2 separate regions of the Homo sapiens genome follow, and region 2 is linked to region 1. Evidence: chromatin loops called from intact Hi-C (ENCODE). Cell type or tissue: CD4-positive, alpha-beta T cell. All regions are shown on one strand.

What was found. Hi-C counts contacts between places; a loop is a spot of excess contacts. Peaks named below come from ENCODE experiments on the same cell type or tissue, not always from the same donor. Only the 100,000 strongest peaks of a DNase experiment are listed, where the experiment ranks them.
Region 2: it touches region 1 in a loop (3-fold over the local background); 2 of 110 quality-filtered maps call a loop at or near these places.

The regions. Positions count from the first base shown.
Region 1 is chr16:1,958,190-1,960,689 of GRCh38, reverse strand. NDUFB10 (NADH:ubiquinone oxidoreductase subunit B10) reads right to left here and starts at 1,152. Exons shown (of 4, transcript NM_004548.3): 1 at 936-1,152. The coding sequence starts at 1,065. RefSeq lists silencers at 523-632, 1,063-1,372 and an enhancer at 2,095-2,500. In CD4-positive, alpha-beta T cell, CTCF peaks have their summits at 1,136 and 1,337; DNase peaks (open chromatin) are centred at 1,219 and 1,809; H3K4me3 peaks cover 1,595 bases; H3K27ac peaks cover 385 bases.
Region 2 is chr16:689,003-691,502 of GRCh38, reverse strand. It overlaps WDR24 (WD repeat domain 24), which reads left to right and starts at 1,105. Exons shown (of 9, transcript NM_032259.4): 1 at 1,105-2,343. The coding sequence starts at 1,863. RefSeq lists an enhancer at 677-1,224. In CD4-positive, alpha-beta T cell, no CTCF peak of the experiment used is centred here; DNase peaks (open chromatin) are centred at 342, 1,062 and 1,994; H3K4me3 peaks cover 1,176 bases; H3K27ac peaks cover 1,159 bases.

The sequences.
Region 1 (2,500 bases):
CAGACACATAGGACAGACATGCTCTACAACTGCTACAAAAGAGAGGGAGCTGGGTCCGCTGTTGCACGGTTTCCAGATCTTTGGGGGTTTGATTTGGAGACTTCACCCTCTTACGGAAGAACCACCAGAGCATGCTATGCACCCCAAGTGTTCAAAAAGAACTGAACCAGGCTGGACACGGTGGCTCAGGCCTGTAATCCCAGCACCTGGGGGCCAAGGTGGGAGGATCACCTGAGGTCAGGAGTTCGAGACCAGCCTGGCCAACATGGTGAAACCCCGTGTCTACTAAAAATATAAAAATTAGCTGGGCGTGGTGGTGGTGCGCCTGTAATCCTAGTACTGGGGAGGCTGAGGCAGGAGAATCGCTTGAACCCGGGGTGGGGCAGAGGTTGCAGTGAGCCGAGATCGCGCCACTGCACTCCAGCCTGGGCAACAGAGTGAGACTGTCTCAGGAAAAAAAAAAACAACAAAAACTGAACTGGGCATTTTCCCGGTTCGTTCCAGAGATGCTGAATTTGGGCATCTCGGCCATCACCCCGACACTTGGTCATCCGGCAGAGAGACATTTGAGAGAGGCCTGAGGCCAGCGGTGCAGTGGAGGGGTGCCCGGGGCGGCGGGGGGCGGAGAGCAGTGCGGGGTCCTGGGGCAGTGGGCGCTGGGTGCGGCAGGGAGGGAAGAGTCCTGGGAAGAAGCGGGGCATCCCGGGGTGCAGGGGAGAGTAAGGGATCCTGGGAGGTGAGGTCCGGGGTGCAGTGGGAGGCCAAAGGAGGCGACGGAGCTCGGAGGTCTCCGGGGGTGGGGAGTTGTCCCCGGGGTGCAGCGGGGGGCGGTCTCAGGCAGACGGGACCCCGGAGGCATTGGAGGATCCAGGCAGGGTGTGGGATCCAGGGGTCCCCAGAGGCCGGCGAGGGAGCCCCGGGCTGGGGCTTCGTACCTCTCACGAGGGTCACGGGTCGGTCCACGATGAGGTCGAACGCTTTCATCATGTAGACGATGGGATTGGGCTGCACCGGCGTGCGGCGCGGGGGCTCAGGGTACACATCCTTGTCCCAGCTGTCCGGCATGGCGGCGGCGGGCGCGGACTCCGCTCCCGGACGCGCTGCCCTGGCCTCTACCTCCGTCCGGGTCCCGCGGCCTAGGTCGCCCGCTACAGAGGACGCCGAGGGCGGCTGCGTCTGCGCGCTGGCGCCGCGATGCACCATGGGACTTGTAGTTCCCCGGCTCCGCCGGGCGCGGCCGGGACCCGCCTCGCCGCAGGGCGCCCCCGCGTGGGGCCTCCGTTCTCGGTCTGTGCCGAGCGCCTACGCGGTGCTGGTCGCTGGTCTGGGCGCCTGGGAAGCAGCCGCGAACCGGACAGATTCCTGCTTACGATGAAAGAAACAGACAAAAGGCAACTGACATAAGGAATAGGAGGGGGTCATTCGGTTCCCACTGCGCGCCAGGCACTGTGCTGAGTGCAGCAGGGAATAAGATAAACTGTGATGGAGAACACAGGCCGTTAGAGCGCACACGACAAAGTGAACAAATAGCACGCGATTCCAAACACCCTACTCCTCCAGGAAGCTTTCCTGGATTGCCTAGTCCCTACAGACTTCTCTGGGCCCCGCTCTCTACAAGGGCCCCTCATGGACTGGCTGGTGCCAGTTAACTTGGGAGCCTGTCTGGGGGAGGGCAGGGAGCAGACCAGGAGGCAGGGCTTGCCCTTAGGCGGCTCATAGGGAGAAGGCACCTACCCTGGGCACAGGGCCCTCTGGCCGGCTTTGATGGTTCCATCCTGGCCCTGGGGCACTCTGGTGCTTCTAGGCAGCTCCACTGAGCAGGGTCCTGCTGGCCACATCTTCAGTCTCCACACCTGGCACGGCCCCTGGCTGCTATCCAGGGGGGACACTGGTCATGTCCTGTCCTGAGGTTGAGGCCAGCGACACAGAACCATCAACCCTACAGACAAACAGTGAGAGGTGACAGCGTGCTGGCAGTCCTCAGAGCCCTCGCTCGCTCTCGGCGCCTCCTCTGCCTGGGCTCCCACTTTGGCGGCACTTGAGGAGCCCCTTTCTGGGCTGGCCAAGGCCAGAGCGGGCTCCCTCAGCTTGCGGGGAGGTGTGGAGGGAGAGGCGCAGGCGGGAACCGGGGCTGCGCGCGGTGCTTTGCGGGCCAGCGCGAATTCCAGGTGGGTGTGGGCTCGGCGGGCCCCGCACTCGGAGAGCCTGGCCGGCCCTGCCGGCCCTGGGCAATGAGGGGCTTAGCACCCGGGCCAGCGGCTGCGGAGGGTGTGCTGGGTCCCCCAGCAGGCCGGCCCACCGGCGCTGCGCTCGATTTCTCTCGCCAGGCCTTAGCTGCCTCCCCGCGGGGCAGGGCTCGGGACCTACAGCCCGCCATGCCTGAGCCTCCCCCACTCCGTGGGCTCCTGTGCGGCCCGAACCTCCCCGACGAGCGCCGCCCCCTGCTCCAGGGCGCCCAATCCCATCAACCACCCAAGGGCTGAGGAGTGCGGGCGTACGG
Region 2 (2,500 bases), 1.3 Mb after region 1:
AAAAGAACGAGAGCAACTGGTTGAACAGGTGTGTCAGGCACTGGGCATTCGGTGGGGATTGAGCCAGAATGTGATTCCTGCCTTGGTGGAATTCACACTCGTATGTGACCGACAACAACCAGTAAACAAACGAATGGGTGGTGACAAGTGCCGTGGAGGCCACAGTGATGGAGAAGCCCATTAGGGCAGTGGTCAGGGAGGTCCGCTCTGTGGAGGAGGCATCGCACGCACGTACAATGTCCCTGAGGCAGGAAAGGGCTTGGTGGGCTGGGAATGGGGGTGGAGGCTGCCATGGCTGGAGGTGGGCAGGGGAAGGCGGAGGCCAGGAGTTGGGGTTCATTCACAGCATAGTGGGAGCTGCCAGAGGCCTCAGGCAGAAGACCTGGTGCCTGACTTCTGTGCGGGTTTCTGATCAAAGGGGAAAGACGGACCCAGGAAAGCCGTTGGGAGGCTGCTCCCGAGGTCGAGGAGTGAGGAAGGAGGGGAAGACTGGGGGCACTCGGAACTTGTCTAGGGATGACCAGATGTCATGATGGACCTGGGGATTAAAATAGGTGATGGCATTAAAATACTGAAATTGAGACTTAAAAAACAGGCCAGGCGCGGTGGCTCACACCTGCATTCCCAGCACTTCAGGAGGCTGACGCCAGAGGATCGCTTGAGTTCAGTAGTTTTAAGACCAGCCTGGCCAACACGGTGAAACCCCGTGTCTACCAAAAATACAAAATTAGCCAAATTAGCCGGGCGTGGTGGCGGGCGCCTGTAGTGCCAGCTACTTGGGAGGCTGAGGCGGGAGAATCGCTTGAACCTGGGAGGTGGAGGTTGCAATGAGCCAAGGTCGCGCCACTGTACTCCAGCCTGGGCGACAGAGCGAGACTCCGTTTAAATAAATAAATAAATAAACCAATCACACAAGCACAGCACCGCAGCGCAATGGCAACGCCCAGGGCGGCCCGCAGACCCCAATCCCGGGCCCCTCCTGGCCTCTGCCAACGCAGCTCCCTGACCCGGAACTTTCGTGGTGTCGGGCGAGAGTTTGTGCCCACTTCCTGAGAGGGATGGGTAAGAAGAGGACCACTTCCGGCGAGGGACGGGAAAGACAGCGGCTTCCGGCGCGGCGGTTCCGGACAACCGTGCGCTTTTAGTAAAAGATTGGGGTTCGCGCGGGGGAGAAGGGCTGCCCCGGGCCCTCTGGTTCTCGTCCCGCAGCGTCCGCTCCCCCGCGCCACTGCGCCGCTCCCAGGAACCCTGTACTCCGGGGTCGCCGGCTTCTCTCCTGCCTCCGGTCCCGCCAGACACCTCGAGCTCCTTAAGTAGCTCGGTCCTTGACGTCCCTCTGGGCCCTTCCCGCGTCTATCGCCTGAGTCCCCGGGCCCCTCTAGCCCTCTGTTCCCTCCCCTCTTTTGTTCCTCCCTAGAGCCCCGCCGCCCTCAGGGCTGACAGTGTGGACGGCGGGAGTCTCCTCGCTCCCCTGCTGGGATTGACTGACCGAGCGTTTAGTGACTGCCCAGATCTGGCTGATGGGGGTACCGAGAGGTGGCCTGGGCCGGGAATGTCCAGCTAGAGTCTTCCGTGGAAGTCAGACATGAAACTGACAGGCCTAAGGGAAGCTAGGAAGTCCCCTCACCGCTCAGCCAGGGTGATGGGCTGGACTGACAGACTCCAGTGAATTTGAGCTTGCCTGTCAGGCTGATTGGCTGATAGACAGCCCTGGATTGGCTCACTAAGACTGACCAGCCCGGGACCAAGCAGTTCTGGGGTCCCAACCTGGGTGGAAGGTCTGAACTGATGACCCACCCAGGCTGACCAGGCCAGCCCACCTCACTGACCTCCTGACCCCTGACCTCATCACCTGTGCAGCCATGGAGAAGATGTCCCGTGTGACCACAGCCCTGGGTGGCAGCGTGCTGACAGGCCGCACCATGCACTGCCACCTGGATGCTCCCGCCAATGCCATCAGTGTGTGCCGCGACGCAGCCCAGGTGGTCGTGGCAGGCCGTAGCATCTTCAAGATCTATGCCATCGAGGAGGAACAGTTCGTGGAAAAGCTGAACCTGCGTGTGGGGCGCAAGCCTTCGCTTAACCTGAGCTGTGCTGACGTGGTCTGGCACCAGATGGATGAGAACCTGCTGGCCACAGCAGCCACCAATGGCGTGGTGGTCACGTGGAACCTGGGCCGGCCATCCCGCAACAAGCAGGACCAGCTGTTCACAGAACACAAGCGCACGGTAAACAAAGTCTGCTTCCACCCCACCGAAGCCCACGTGCTGCTCAGTGGCTCCCAGGATGGCTTCATGAAGTGCTTTGACCTCCGCAGAAAGGACTCTGTCAGCACCTTCTCGGGTGAGGCCACAGAGGCAGGTCAGGGCAGGTGGGCGTCTCTGCCGGTGCCCAGCCTGTCCATGCAGGCGGAAAAGGGCTCCGTGCATCAGAGGCCCTCAGGATCACTCCCAGAGGGCTTCCTCAGGGGGAAAGGGAATCGGCAGGGGAGGGATGGGGC